5 separate regions of the Homo sapiens genome follow, and all the other regions are linked to region 4. A link is a contact called in ENCODE Hi-C or POLR2A ChIA-PET data. All regions are on one chromosome and are shown on one strand. Each heading gives the region's core, a stretch centred on a gene start or an enhancer-like site at or near the end of the contact. The rest is flanking DNA. Distances are from core to core; before and after follow the strand shown.

Evidence for each region. Hi-C counts contacts between places; a loop is a spot of excess contacts on that map. ChIA-PET counts read pairs that join two places held with the same protein, here RNA polymerase II (POLR2A). Pooled maps may share reads with other maps.
Region 1: a pooled map shows a loop between it and region 4 (5-fold over the local background). The contact joins the promoter of ZNF554 here to the promoter of GADD45B in region 4. A Hi-C loop is called at or near these places in 3 of 50 pooled maps. POLR2A ChIA-PET finds 5 or more read pairs at or near these places in 3 of 52 experiments (Caco-2, GM10248 and K562).
Region 2: a loop to region 4 is called in a pooled map, with 7 times the contacts of the local background. The contact joins the promoter of ZNF57 here to the promoter of GADD45B in region 4. A Hi-C loop is called at or near these places in 8 of 50 pooled maps. POLR2A ChIA-PET finds 5 or more read pairs at or near these places in 8 of 52 experiments (A549, GM10248, H1 and 5 more).
Region 3: a loop to region 4 is called in a pooled map, with 16 times the contacts of the local background. The contact joins the promoter of ZNF555 here to the promoter of GADD45B in region 4. A Hi-C loop is called at or near these places in 2 of 37 single-sample maps with no recorded cell type and 9 of 50 pooled maps. POLR2A ChIA-PET finds 5 or more read pairs at or near these places in 7 of 52 experiments (AG04450, CD4-positive, alpha-beta T cell, HepG2 and 4 more).
Region 5: a pooled map shows a loop between it and region 4 (5-fold over the local background). The contact joins the promoter of MKNK2 here to the promoter of GADD45B in region 4. A Hi-C loop is called at or near these places in 9 of 50 pooled maps. POLR2A ChIA-PET finds 5 or more read pairs at or near these places in 6 of 52 experiments (A673, AG04450, GM12878 and 3 more).

What each region holds. Positions count from the first base shown.
Region 1 is chr19:2,818,469-2,821,168 of GRCh38, forward strand. It overlaps ZNF554 (zinc finger protein 554), which reads left to right and starts at 1,400. Exons shown (of 5, transcript NM_001102651.2): 1 at 1,400-1,656. The coding sequence starts at 1,604. RefSeq lists a silencer at 1,439-1,878 and an enhancer at 1,811-2,504.
Region 2 is chr19:2,899,623-2,902,322 of GRCh38, forward strand. It overlaps ZNF57 (zinc finger protein 57), which reads left to right and starts at 1,306. Exons shown (of 4, transcript NM_173480.3): 1 at 1,306-1,426. The coding sequence starts at 1,424. RefSeq lists a silencer at 694-743 and enhancers at 923-1,494, 1,354-1,503.
Region 3 is chr19:2,840,197-2,842,896 of GRCh38, forward strand. ZNF555 (zinc finger protein 555) reads left to right here and starts at 1,279. Exons shown (of 4, transcript NM_152791.5): 1 at 1,279-1,379. The coding sequence starts at 1,377. RefSeq lists silencers at 740-849, 860-1,049, 1,270-1,569, 1,610-1,659.
Region 4 is chr19:2,474,677-2,477,376 of GRCh38, forward strand. GADD45B (growth arrest and DNA damage inducible beta) reads left to right here and starts at 1,451. Exons shown (of 4, transcript NM_015675.4): 1 at 1,451-1,726; 2 at 1,853-1,954; 3 at 2,353-2,575. The coding sequence starts at 1,683. RefSeq lists silencers at 92-231, 602-711 and enhancers at 1,452-1,521, 1,523-2,110, 2,092-2,181, 2,111-2,700, 2,342-2,451 and 2 more.
Region 5 is chr19:2,049,794-2,052,493 of GRCh38, forward strand. It overlaps MKNK2 (MAPK interacting serine/threonine kinase 2), which reads right to left and starts at 1,451. Exons shown (of 14, transcript NM_199054.3): 1 at 1,303-1,451; 2 at 1,008-1,154. The coding sequence starts at 1,058. RefSeq lists enhancers at 1-359, 536-595 and silencers at 166-355, 1,086-1,625.

The sequences.
Region 1 (2,700 bases), core at 150-2,649, 340 kb after region 4:
ATGACTAAGGTCAGAGCAGGTGACCAAGGATGACTAAGGTCAGAGCAGGTGACCAAGGATGACTAAGGTCAGAGCAGGTGACAAGGATGACTAAGGTCAGAGCAGGTGACCAAGGATGACTAAGGTCAGAGCAGGTGACCAAGGGTGACTAAGGTCAGAGCAGGTGATAGGGGCTAGGAGGGGTTGTTTACTGAAACTAGGGGCAAGGAAACGAAAAGAACGAGGAAGTTAAAGTTTAAAATGAAGAACAAAGAATAGGTGGCCGGGCGCGGTGGCTCACGCCTGTAATCCCAGCACTTTGGGAGGCTGAGGCAGGCGGATCACGAGGTCAGGAGATCGAGACCATCCTGGCTAACACGGTGAAACTCCGTCTCTACTAAAAATACAAAAAAATTAGCCGGGCGTGGTGGCGGGCGCCTGTGGTCCCAGCTGCTTGGGAGGCTGAGGCAGGAGAATGGCGTGAACCTGGGAGGCGGAGCTTGCAGTGAGCCGAGATCGCGCCGCTGCACTCCAGCCTGGGCGACAGAGCGAGACTCCATCTCAAAAAAAAAAAAAAAAAGAACAGGGGAGCTGAATATACGGAAACATTGGTTCTTTGGAGAGGAGCTCATAACTGATTGTACTTAACAATTTACAGGCTAAAACCTTTGAAGAGGAATTTGTTGTATCCTACAACAGTATATTAATTATAGTAGTTTTACTATTTTAATTTCTCATAAATAACAATCAGTAGAATATTAAATAAATATTTAAACAATAATTTAATTTGGCTGGGCGTGGTGGCTCACGCCTGTAATCCCAGCACTTTGGGAGGCCAAGGCGGGCAGATCACTGGAAGTCAGGAGTTCGAGACCAGCCTGGCCAACATGGTGAAACCGCGTCGCTACCAAAAATATAAAAAATTAGCCGAGTGTGGTTGTGCACGCCCGTAATCCCAGCTACTTGGGAGACTGAGGCAGGATAATCGCTTGAACCCGAGGGGGCGGAGGTTTCAGTGACCTGAGATCATGCCATTGCACTCCAGCCTGGGCGACAAGAGCGAAACTCAGTCTCAAAAACAAACAACAATTACTTAAGCAATCATTTTAATAAGTATGTAATACATTATACGTTTATATAACTTGCTTAATAAATAATAGTAGTTATTAATATCCAATGGCAAGCCGCCGGGAAACGACGGAGCTGGGATTTGAGGATTGGCTCCGCGAACCCCACAACACCCGGGGACTCCAGCGAACCACACGGGGTGGATCCAACAGCCGCAGGGGCATCGTGGTCCTGCGGAGACGCCGCCCGCCCGGAGGCGGCGCTGTGACCCAGGTTGGAGAGTCAGGAGCCCAGCGCCGCGCTGCGGGGCCTGCTGGGACTTGTAGTTCGCAGGTTCGGGGTGCGCAGGCGCAGTGCCGAGTTTACCTCTGCGCGCGTCGGGGTTGGTGGCGGCGGCTGCGGCGAGTTCCTGAGGGGCGCCTGCGGGGGGCGTCCGCTCCGAGCGCCGAGGAGCCGAGCGGAGGAGGCGTCCCAGGGACACGCAGGGGAGGCCGGCCGGCCTGCACGGGGCGCTCCCGCCTCGGGGGCCCTGTCTGGCGCCTCAGCGCGCGCCCCGATGGTCACCTGCGCCCACCTGGGCCGGCGCGCGCGGCTCCCGGCAGCTCAGCCGTAAGTGCCGCCGCCTCCCGCGCCGCGACCTCCGTGCCGGGCCTGCCGGGGCTCTGGTGGGGCTGGGTCTGGCGGGGCCGGGTGGCCGGGGCATGACCCTGTCGCGATAGGGTCCCCACGGGAGGGTCGGGAGCCGGCAGCTCGCCCAGGGCCCCAACGCCCAGGATGGCACGGTCTGCCCTTGCCCTGTGAAAACGCCCCTGGGTGAGAGACGCATAAGCTTTCCGAGGCCCAGCCTGCAAGGAGAGGGAGAAGACGCATTGACTCTACCCTAAAGGCAGAGAGGGGCTGCCACGCTCGCACTGCAGTGAGGCCACATCAGAGGGTCTGAGCGAGGGGCGGTCCTGCCCTCCAGGGGACACCGGGCGATGTCTGGGGACGTCTGTGGTTGTCATAACTGGGGGCAGTTCCTGGCATGGAGTAGGTGGAGGCCAGGGATGCAACTCAGCACCCTGCCCAGCCCAGAGAATGACCCAGGCTCCAGTGTCCACAGCGCCCTGAGGGAGAGACCTCACTTATACGTTAGCACCGCTGTCCTGGTGATAAGACAGCAAGGGTCCTTTTTTTTTTTTTTTTGAGACGGAGTCTGGAGTGCAATGGCATGATCTCGGCTCACTGCAACCTCCGCCTCCCGGGTTCAAGCCATTGTCCTGCCTCAGCCTCCCAAGTAGCTGGGATTACAGGCGTATGCCACCACGCCCGGCTAATTTTTGCATTTTTAGTAGAGACGGGGTTTCACCATGTTGGCCAGGCTGGTCTCGAACTCCCACCTCAGGTGATCCACCCGCCTCAGCCTCCCAAAGTGCTGGGATTACAGGCGTGAGCCACCGCGCAGCTGCAAGGGTCTATTCTGTTTATACCCACCACCCATGTTGAGGAATGAGGGAGGCAGCTGACCTTTCTGCTGCTCTAGCAACCCCAACCTCCCTGAACTCTCCCCTACCCAAACAGGTTGGTTTCTTTTTCTTCTTCTTTTTTTTTTCTTGAGACAGTCTCGCCCTATTGCCCAGGCTGGAGTGCAGTTGCACGATCTCGGCTCACTGC
Region 2 (2,700 bases), core at 56-2,555, 420 kb after region 4:
CAAAAATTAGCCGGACGTGGTGGCAGGCGCCTGTAATCTCAGCTACTCGGGAGGCTGAGGCAGGAGAATCGCTTTAACCCTGAAGGCGGAGGTTGCAGTGAGCCGAGATCACGCCACTGCACTCCAGCCGGGGCGACAGTGTGAGACTCCGTCTCAAAATAAAAAAATAAATAAAACAAAAAACAATGTCCAACAAAAAAACAAATCCAGCGAGGCCAGACAGGATAGGGGCTCCCTGGGGTCCGCCCATTTTCGGGATCAGGTGACTCGAGGTTTGGTCCTTATTTTAGTGCAGGCTCAGATGTCGGGGGCGAGCCAAAGTGCAGGGGCCTGTGGGAAGGACAGGAGGCTGGGAAACGTTTGGGTAAAAAAATCAGGACACTGGCCGTGCGCGGTGGCTCACGCCTGTAATCCCAGCACTTTGGGAGGCCGAGGCGGGCCGATCACGAGGTCAGGAGATCGAGACCATCCTGGCTAACACGGTGAAACCTCGTCTCTACTAAAAATACAAAAAAATTAGCCGGCGTGGTGGCGGGTGCCTGTGTCCCAGCTACTCGGGAGGCTGAGGTAGGAGAATGGCCTGAACCCGGGAGGCGGAGCTTGCAGTGAGCCGAGATGGCGCCACTGCACTCCAGCCTGGGCGACAGAGCGAGACTCCACCTCAAAAAAAAAAAAAAAAAAAAAAAAAAAAATCAGGACACTGACAGCACGTGCTCCAGCACGGGGCAGGGCCTCCATGGGGTCCGCGCCCACGCGGGGCAGCGCGGTGACGTCACGGCTGAGGACCCCGCCCCACGAAGGGCTCACCCCACGCGACCCACGCCGCTCGCTCGCCCCTCCCCTCCACGCAGCACTCCGGCTGCTCCGTGGGGAAACTGAGTCTGGACTTCTCGTGCCCGTTCGGGAGAAGGACGCGGGAGGCGCGGCCGAGCTGCGGGGAGAGGTTGGGCTCACCCCGGGCCAGAGCGAGTTCGCGCAAACGGGAGTGTCCACCGCTGGCGGGTCAGCCACTAGCGTTGGCTACGCGCCGGTCACTCGGGCGACAGGAGGCGGGGCGGCGCGGAAGTTATCTTCCAATCAGGTGCTCCGGGGGCGGGTCCGGAAAACTGTCCAATCAAGGCACGGGGCGGACACCGGGAAGCGGATTGCAGGTTTGCAGTAGTGTCCAATCGAAGGCCCCAGGGGTGAAGGGGGCGTGTCCAAAACGCTGTCCGCTCAGAGCGTTGAAAGGGCGGGGGCTTAGAGATTGTCCAATCAGGGCGCCGCTTCCTGAGCTCCGAGGCCCCGAGGGCGGGACGTTTCGTCCTCCCTGCCGCGCGTGCCCTGCCTACCACGAGCGGCCCGGGAGTACCTGTACCTTTCAGCTGCGCCGGCCGCGAGGCCACGGAGAGCTCGCCTTGGAGAGCCCAGGAGCAGGGGAGACATGGTGAGTGCGAGGCAGGAGCAGAGCCAGGGGACGGTCGGAGCGACGGGAACCGGCTGGAACCAGAGTCCGCCGAAGTCTGCGGCCGGGATTGGCTGAGGGACGCGCGGGGCGGCGCAGGACTAGCACCTGGGACCCGGGGACGCCATCACAGCGGCCGGGCTGGAGGACTGGGGGCAGTTTGGGGGGACGGAAGGGGCGGCAAGGAGCTTGGGGGTAACTTAGGGGGAGGCCTGGGCAGGAGGGGGGCTGGAGGTAGTTTGGGGGGACGGTAGGGGCGGTCAGGGGTCAGGGACCAGTTTGGGGGGACGGCAAGGGACGGTCAGCAGGTTGGGGATGTTACGCGTGTCCGTATAAGAGGTCACCTGAGCAGGCTTAGTGTGAGCCACAAGGCTGTTTACTCACTTGGGTGCAAGTGGGCTGAGTCTGAGAAAGGACTCAGCAAAGGGTGATGGGATTATTATTGGTTTTATTTTTTTATTTTTTTTATTTTTGGGACGGAGTCCCGCTCTGTCGCCAGGCTGGAGTGCAGTGGCGTGATCTCGGCTCACTGCAACTTCCGCCTCCCGGGTTCAAGCGATTCTCCTGCCTCAGCCTCCGGAGTAGCTGAGATTACAGGCGCCCGCCCTCACGCCCGGCTAATTTTTGTTTTTAGTAGAGACAGGGTTTCACCATGTTGGCCAGAATGGTCTCGATCTCTTGACCTTGTGATCCGCCCGCCTCGGCCTCCCAAAGTGCTGGGATTACAGGCGTGAGCCACCGCGCCCGGCAATCATTAGTCCTTATAGGTTTGGGACAGGCATCGGAGTTAGGAGCAGTTTTTTTGAGGACAGTTGGTGGGTGTTACAAAGTACATTCTCAAGGGCGGCGACGATGTTTCAAAGTACATTCACAAGGGCTTGGGGGATGTATTGTCACAAGGGCTGGGAGGAATATTACAAAGTACCTTCACAAGGGCGCGAGCGTGTATTGTCACAAGGGCGGGGTACATTCACAAGGGCGAGGAGGACGTATCGTACAAAGTACATTCACAAGGGCGGGGGAATATCACAAAGTACATTATCACAAGGGCGGGGGGCTTGACCATGGTGCGGCCAGCTCAGAGAACCTTACAGGGGACAGCTTGGGGGGATGGCAAGGGACGGCCTGGGGGTCAGAGGCAGTTTGGGGGACGACCTCAGCGGTGGGAGTTAGCTGCCCTGGGGGTTTTGTTGCAGGGTATCACTAATGCTGTGAAAGCTTTATTCGGGCAGCCGGTGTCAGTAAATGTACTGTAC
Region 3 (2,700 bases), core at 29-2,528, 370 kb after region 4:
CGGCCTCAAGCGATTCTCTTGCCTCAGCCTCCCTAGCTGGGATTACAGGTGCGCGCCACCACGCCCGGCTAATTTTGTATTTTTAGTAGAGACAGGGTTTTGCCATGTTGGGCAGGCTGGTCTTGAACTCCTGACCTCAGGTGATCCGCCCGCCTCGGCCTCCCAAAGTGCTGGGATTACAGGCGTGAGCCACAGCGCCCGGCCAGCTTTTCAATCTTCCAAATTTTGGGGGGATGTACTTAAAAAAATGATCTGAAAACATTTTCCTTAGAGTTTAAAATATGAACTTGAGAGTTTTTTTGTTTTTTAATATGGAGTCTCACTCTGTCGCCCAGGCTAGACTGCAGTGGGGCGATCTCGGGTCACTACAACCTCCACCTCTCGGGTTCAAGCAATTCTCCTGCCCCAGCATCCCCAGTAGCTGAGATTACAGGCGCCCGGCACCACGCCGGGCTGATTTCTGTATTTTTAGTAGAGAAAGGGTTTCACCATATTGGCCACGATGGTCTCAAACTCCTGAACTCAGATGATCCGTCCACCTCGGTCTCCCAAAGTGCTGGGATTACAGGCGTGAGCCACTGCGCCCAGCCAAATGTGAGGGTTTTAATGAACATCTCATATCTTCTGGTTGATTTGAGCAAAGCTCCTGCCCCCTGCCAGGCTTTGGGTTCGGCCTCCCCCAGACCGGGTCTCCGGATTCGCAGCCCCCTGGGCGGGGTCTCCATGTCGCCCGCAGCGCGATGACGTCACGTCTGCGGGTCCCGCCCCCACGTAGGTCTCGGCCCTTCGGACCCGGCGCCCAGCCCCCGTTCGCCCTGCCAGGCCCGGGCCGCCCGCTTGCATCCACCTCCTGTCCGGACAAGGGGTCGCCTCGTGAGGAAACTAGTCTGGAGTTCCCACGCCCGTCCCGGAGGAGGACGCGGGCGGGGCGCCCGAACTGCGGGGAGAGGGCGATTCCGCCCCGGGCTGAAACCAGTTCGCCCAGAAGCCAGTGTCCCCGCAGGGCGGGACAGCCACGCGTGTTCGCAACGCTCCCGTCACTCACCGGCAGGGGGTGGGCCCTAGGGAACTACCCAGTCAGGACGGGCGGGGGCGGGGCCGAGACAAGTATCCAATGAGGGACGCCCAATCGGAATCCGGGGAACTGCCCAATTTACAGCGCCAGGGGACGGACTGGGGAATTCTCCAATCAGAGTCGCCGACGTTGGCAGCACTGTCCAATCAGAAGCGCGGCTTCCCGAGCTCTGTCTAATCAGGCCCCTGGGACGGGACGCCTCTGTCCTAGCCGTGAGTGCCCCGCCTGCCCCTAGCGGTCCCTGGCGTCCCGGTTCCTGTCGCGCTCACCTGCGCCGGTAGCGAAGAAATCGCCCCGGGACATGGTGAGTGTGGCGCAGGAGAGGATCCCGGTGCGGGGCAGCAGGAACCGGCGACCGCCCGAGACCGCGGCTTGGGGGGAGCTGAGGGACGCGGGGGGCGGCCCCGGCGAGGGCGGCGCAGGACGGGAGCCTGGGCCCCGGGGGTCCCGCCCGGCCCCGCCTCCCGCGCTGAGGTCGCGGCTAGGGCGCTCCGAGCTCCGGGTCCCCGCCCGCCTCTGGCCCCAAGGCTGCAGAGCGGGGAGCGGCGCCCGGAGCCCGACTCCGTCCCCGTCGTCCCGGGGTCCCCGCGTCCCTGCGCTCCCGACCCCCCACGCCCCGCCCGGGGCCGCGACGCCTCGGAGCGTTTCGCTGCGGCTTCGGGACCCCCGGGCCGCGGGAGGCAGAGTCGCCCGAGACCCCGAGGTGCGGTCCAGGCTCCCCCGGGACCCGCCCTGGGGCCGACGCCGCGGTGCCTCCTGGGGTGCGGGTCCCTGGTCGGTGCCGCCTCCGCTCGCGCTCCCGCGGCTCAGCTCCTTGGAGGCCCCGCGCCTCCGGCCGCGGTCTCTGGGGGACCCTGGGTTCCTCCCGGGACAGCCCGGGAGCGGTGGGGCCTCGGCGGGGGCGGAGACGCCCCCACCTGCAAAGGCAGCCCCTGGGGCGTGCGAGGTTTCCTCCCCTGAGTCCCGGTTTTCCTTCTTGAGGACTTCTTGTCCCCTCTGACCCCAAGATGCCTGGGGTAGGTAAGGGGAAAAAAAACAAGGGTTCCTGGTCCCTGGGCTCTCACACACAAGGAAGAAAAGTAACTGAAAAGACTAGAGAAACAAGGGAGAGCGAGGACCCCAAAAGCAAACGCACGCAGACCCACAGCGGGGACGCCCGGGAGGCTGGTGCATTAGTGTCCTCGGACTGCTGTAGCAACTGACTGCAAACGAGGGGGCTAAAACCACGGAAATATATTCTTTCACGGTTCCCTAGAAAGTGTGGATTTGAAGACGTTTCTCAGTTCTGTTTTGAGTACTAGCAATGGGATTCCTTGCTGAGGCAACACCTGAGTTGGGGGTGGGAGGGCGTCCGTCGTGGTAGCCTGGCCAGACTTGACCCCTCCCTGGGTTTGTCACTGTGAAAAGATTTTCCTTTTTTCGAGTCAGCAGTTTTTAGGAAGTGAAACGTACATTTAATTAGTAGAAGTTGGAAGATAAAATATTTCCAGGCCGGGCGCGGTGGCTCAAGCCTGTCATCCCAGCACTGTGACAGGCCGAGGGGAGCAGATTACTTGAGGTCAGGAGTTGGGGACCAGCCTGGCCAACATGGAGAAACCCCGTCTCTGCTAGAAATACAAAAATTA
Region 4 (2,700 bases), core at 201-2,700:
CTCTTCCGGCGCTGAGGGCGCAGAAACTCGGCGCGGCCACCAGATGGCGCCACCGCGCCTCGCAGCCCCGGGACATTTCGTGCCCCAGCGGTGGGCGGCGCGGAGGAGGTGGGATGCGTCAGCCGGACCCGCGGGCCGGGGAGCCGGGCAACTGGGGAAAGTGAGCCGCCGGGCGGAGGCCAGACCCCAGGCTGGCGGGGGAGGGGACTCAGATGTGAGTCACCCGGGAGCCCCCAGTCGACCGTGGGAGACGTTGTCATGCGGGGCCTGCCAGCCTCGCTCCTGAACAGCCTTCCCGGGGCGGCGGAGTCCTGCAGGCGGCCGTGCCTGGCGCACACGCGTGGCTCCAACACGAACTAGCCTATGGCCTCACCAAGCCTCAGTTTCCCCTTTTGCATAATGCACATAAGCATCCCCCCTGCTTCCCAGGTCTTGGATTAAATCATCCATGAATCCGGAGGGGTGGGGGGTACCAGGTCCGCACCACGCACTCAATGCAGGTCAGCGCCCACCCCGGAGTGAGAAATAAAAGTAGCCGTCATCCTTGCACGTGGGCCCTGGGTGGCGGCGTGCAGCCGGAGCCTGCACCATTCCCCTCAACAATGGCTTTCTCCAGGGCCTGGAGGCCTCCGCACGGGCAAAGGCTGGAACGCCAGGCAGCCGGCGGGGGCGGGGCCGCGCCACCTGCACCTCCCACGCGCACCCCACCCTGATACTCGCGGGGTCGGCGAGGAGGCGCCCACTTTCTTCTCCAGAGCGCCCCGGGCTTTGCAACCTCCCACTTTCGGGGCCCTCGAGGAGGCCTCCCGCGACCACCAGGTGACAGCTGATGTGTATTGGGCTCTTACTGTCAGCCGTATTTTATGCCATGCTCTGCAAACCAGCGAGGCCGGCGCTGCAGACCCATTACTCAGACGGGAACAGAGAGGCCGGGAGAAGCGAAATCACCCAGGGGCTGGGGTCGTCGCAGCCAGGAGAGACTCCGGCCCTCACCACCACCTGGGCGAGATCACGCTGCAAACGGGGCCCCTTCCCGGTGCAGCCCCTCCACCCCCAGCAGAACTTGGGAAAGGCGCGGTCCGGGACTCTCCGCGGATCGGGAGGGGATTCCAGGCCCCCCCGAAAGTCCGGGCCGCCTCGCGCGCTGGAAATCCCGCGCGCGCCCCGAACCGCGGCTCGGCTGCCGGGAAATCAGGAGAAAAAAACTTCTGCTTTTTTTTCTTTTCTGGCATTCGCGGTCACCTACCCGGCCCCCGCGCGCCCTCCTCCCGGTTCTCGCCCCCACGTGGGGCGCCCCCGCACGCCGCTCCTCCCCCTCCCCTCCGTCGGCCAACCGCAGAGCTAGCTGCACTCGCCCTTGTCTTTCCACCAATAGGAGGGGCGAATGACTCCACTGAGGCCACGCCCAATGTTCAAGTCTATAAAAGTCGGTGCCGGAGGCTCCCAGCTCAGATCGCCGAAGCGTCGGACTACCGTTGGTTTCCGCAACTTCCTGGATTATCCTCGCCAAGGACTTTGCAATATATTTTTCCGCCTTTTCTGGAAGGATTTCGCTGCTTCCCGAAGGTCTTGGACGAGCGCTCTAGCTCTGTGGGAAGGTTTTGGGCTCTCTGGCTCGGATTTTGCAATTTCTCCCTGGGGACTGCCGTGGAGCCGCATCCACTGTGGATTATAATTGCAACATGACGCTGGAAGAGCTCGTGGCGTGCGACAACGCGGCGCAGAAGTAAGTAGCCGGGGCTGCCGCCGCCTGAGGTCAGCCGGGACGGGATGGGTCGGGTTGGGCCGGGCCGGGAGCGGAACGTAGCACCCGGTGGTCCGCCCGTCACTGATCCCTCTTTCCTGGTCTCAGGATGCAGACGGTGACCGCCGCGGTGGAGGAGCTTTTGGTGGCCGCTCAGCGCCAGGATCGCCTCACAGTGGGGGTGTACGAGTCGGCCAAGTTGATGAATGTGTGAGTCAGACCCCCTTCCCGGGCTGGGCGCGGGTGGGACGGGACCTCCCCTCCGCTCTGGACGCTTTCCGCACGCTTGTCTTGCATGGAGCTGGGACTTCCCCAAGTGCCCCCCGCTGTGGATGCAGAGCTTCTCTGCCGTTTTGTGGATCGGGGGCTGCCGTATCCTGATGTATCGTCTGCAAACACCCCTCCCGCCGTGGGCCTGTCTCCCCCTACCCCATACTTTGAACCGTGTGCCCTCCCCTCCCCCCACCGTCACCAGCTTGCAGAGGCAATCCCCTGCACCCTTGCAGTTTCTCTTTTGCTCTTGCACGCTCCTTTTTTGCAAACTCCCCCTGCACGGTGGCCCCTCCCCTGTCCCCGGCTGACCCATCCCTACCCTTTGGCCCCCTCAGGGACCCAGACAGCGTGGTCCTCTGCCTCTTGGCCATTGACGAGGAGGAGGAGGATGACATCGCCCTGCAAATCCACTTCACGCTCATCCAGTCCTTCTGCTGTGACAACGACATCAACATCGTGCGGGTGTCGGGCATGCAGCGCCTGGCGCAGCTCCTGGGAGAGCCGGCCGAGACCCAGGGCACCACCGAGGCCCGAGACCTGCATTGTCTCCTGGTCACGGTGAGTCGGGCCTCTGCCCTGCCCCGCCACGCCCGGGCACCTGGGCCGGTGTTTGTCAACAAAGTCGGGCTGACTGGTCCTGCACAGCTCAGCGCTCAGCCACGTTTGGCATGTCCCGTGGGCAG
Region 5 (2,700 bases), core at 201-2,700, 420 kb before region 4:
GCAGGGGTGGAGTGCTGCCCTGGGGCACTGGCTGGACAGACCTGGGAATTCTTCCCAGTCTCTCTTTGCTCCTCCCACCCTGGAGCACCGCGTTGTGTGTACACACAAGACAGAGACACACACACACACAAACACACACACATACACTCACACTCTCTCTTCCTCTCTCCAGTCCTGCCTTCCCTACCGGGCAACAGGTCCCTGCCCAAGGAAGCCCAGTGAAGCGATTACATAACCCCGGCCTGAGGGGTGGGGCGGGCCGGCTGACATCACTGCGTCCCCTGGGCCAGGTCCTGCGGGGCCCCTGCCCAGCACCTGCCCTCCCCTTCCCCCCCAAGATTTGCTCATCTGAAACCAGCACTCAACAGCAGTCACCACCCGGGCTGCGCAGAAACTTCCCGCTCCGACAGGAAACAGCACTTGGGCCTGGGGTGTCTGCGAAGTGCAGGGCTGAGGGGACATCCCATCCCCTCCCCCACGGCACAGGCCCCCTGGGGGTGGGTGCACCTGACCAGCCCGGCCTGGGGATTCTGAAAGAAAGTCCCCAGAAGCCACATGGAGGTGGGAATGGGACTGTGGCCCGCTGACCCGTCCCCACCAGGGCACAACCAGCTGGAGCTTGCAGGGGACACCCCCCATAAGCCACATGCAGCGACTGGGACAGGACTGCAGCCTGCTGACCCCCCAGAACATACCCGGCGGGGGCTTGCAGGGGACACACAGCCTGGTGCCCTGACCCGGAGGGGGCTCCTGCTCCCAGCCTCACTTGGGGGTCCTGGAGGAAGGACCCGGCGGCCATGGCTGGAGAGAGGACTGTGGCCTGCTGAACCCCCATCCTCGCACACCGACCCCGCTTCAGCGCACGGCCGGCCCGGGCAGCCCCGGGTGTAGGGCGGGGGCCAGGCACGAGCCCCGGGAGCCGATCTTAGGGGCGGGCCCCGCGCCCCCCACGCCGGCCATTCCGGTGGTCCAGCCCGGAGCGCCCCCAAACCGACCCCGGGCCTCACCTTGAACGAACGGTGGAAACCCTGAAGTTCGGCTGGTTTCTTCTGCACCATCTTCTGTCCGGGCCCCGCCAGCGGGGGAGGGGACCGAGGGCCCGGGGGGAGGCCCGAGGGCGGGCGGCCGGGCGGGGGGCGGCCGAGGAGGGGACCCTGCGGGCGGGAGCAGACAAAGGGAGGGCGGTGAGCGGAGCCCGGCCTGCCAGGAGCGCGGACCGGGCGGGGGCGGCGAGGGCTCCGCGGGGCCCGTTTCCCGCTACCGGGTCGGTGTCCTCGGGGCCGCCCTGGGGTTCGCACTCACCGGGGTCGGGCTTGGGCCGGGGCCGCAGTGCCGCCGCCGCCCCACGTCGCGCAGCCCGGACCCCGCTCCGCGGACCGCGCGGGGAACAGCGCCGCCGCCGCCGCCAGCGCGGACCCCTCTACCTGGGCCACCGCCGCTGAGAGGAGCCGGGCGCGTCGCCGCCGCCGCCACCTTTATAGGCCCGGACCTGCTCTGGCCCCGCCCCCGACGCAGGCTCCGCCCGGCCTCACCCCCTGCGCACGACGTGGGCGGAGCCAGAAGAGGGCGCTCTCCGGGAACCCAGTGCGGCTGCGCGCTCCGGCGGTGGGGCGTGTCCGAAACGGCTAGCGCACGCCTGCGCAGTGCGGCGCACGGGGGTCTCGGTGCGGAACCTAGGCAGCGACCCTGCGGCGCGCCCGGAGCTGGCCTGTTTTTGCCGCCTGAGGCTCGCGGGGCCCGTGGGACCTGCGAGGCCCTGGGCCGTGTCCTACCGCCTGGCCCCACACAGGGCAACTCCCTTGGCCTGTCAACCCAGGCCTAGTATACCCCGACTCCCTTGGTTCATGCCCTCGCTCTAGAACCTGCCATGGCTCCCTCTTGCAGTTCTCCAGTGCTGGCTCCAGCAGTCCCCCTCGTGCACCACCAGCACGCTTGGAGTCCCAGCCACTCCCTTCTAGTGCTGGGGGACCAGCCACCGCCACCTACTTTCTTCTTCCCCTGGGCCACCCTGCCTGGGGAGCACTGAGCTCCCCGAGTTTGCTTTGTGGTTGGCAGGAACCAGAGTAGAGGGTGGGGACCGAGGTCTGTGAAGGACCCTTCCTCTGTCCTCGAATAGCATTTCAGGGAGAACTGGGACCTGAGACCCACTGGGAAAGAGCCCAAGGGGTGGATGGTCGCCAGGACAGGAAGTAAAACACAGTCCCATTTTGGCTGGGGCCCCAAACCAGGCTTAGATAGAATCAGCCTGTCCTGAGCTGCCAGTCCCCCATCCCACAGCATCCTGGTTCAAAGTGCTCCCCAGGCCCCGGGCCTGGGGCACACAAGGAGTGGGGGTTCCCCTGCTGGGTGGACTGTGGTCTCCTCTTCTGCAGGGGTTTCCAGAAGCTTCGCACAGCCCATCCCACCATCCCCCAACCAGGCCCTGAGCTCAAGAGGGGCTGGAGCCCCACTGACCTGAAGCTGGAGGGCCCCTGCCTGCAAGGCCACAGCTCTCAGGCCACAGGGGCTGGGAGGCCTGGCCTCAGCCACCCCCGGGGCATTGGGGGGAAGCCTGTGGGGAATTCCCAGCCAGAACCCAGCCCAGCACCTGGCATTGCCCTGACTCTTGGCAATGGGGGGACAGAAAACCAGGTCCCCCAGCCCCCCTTATTGTGCATGTGGGTGCGTGTGTGTGCGTGTGAACACATACACGCACAAACA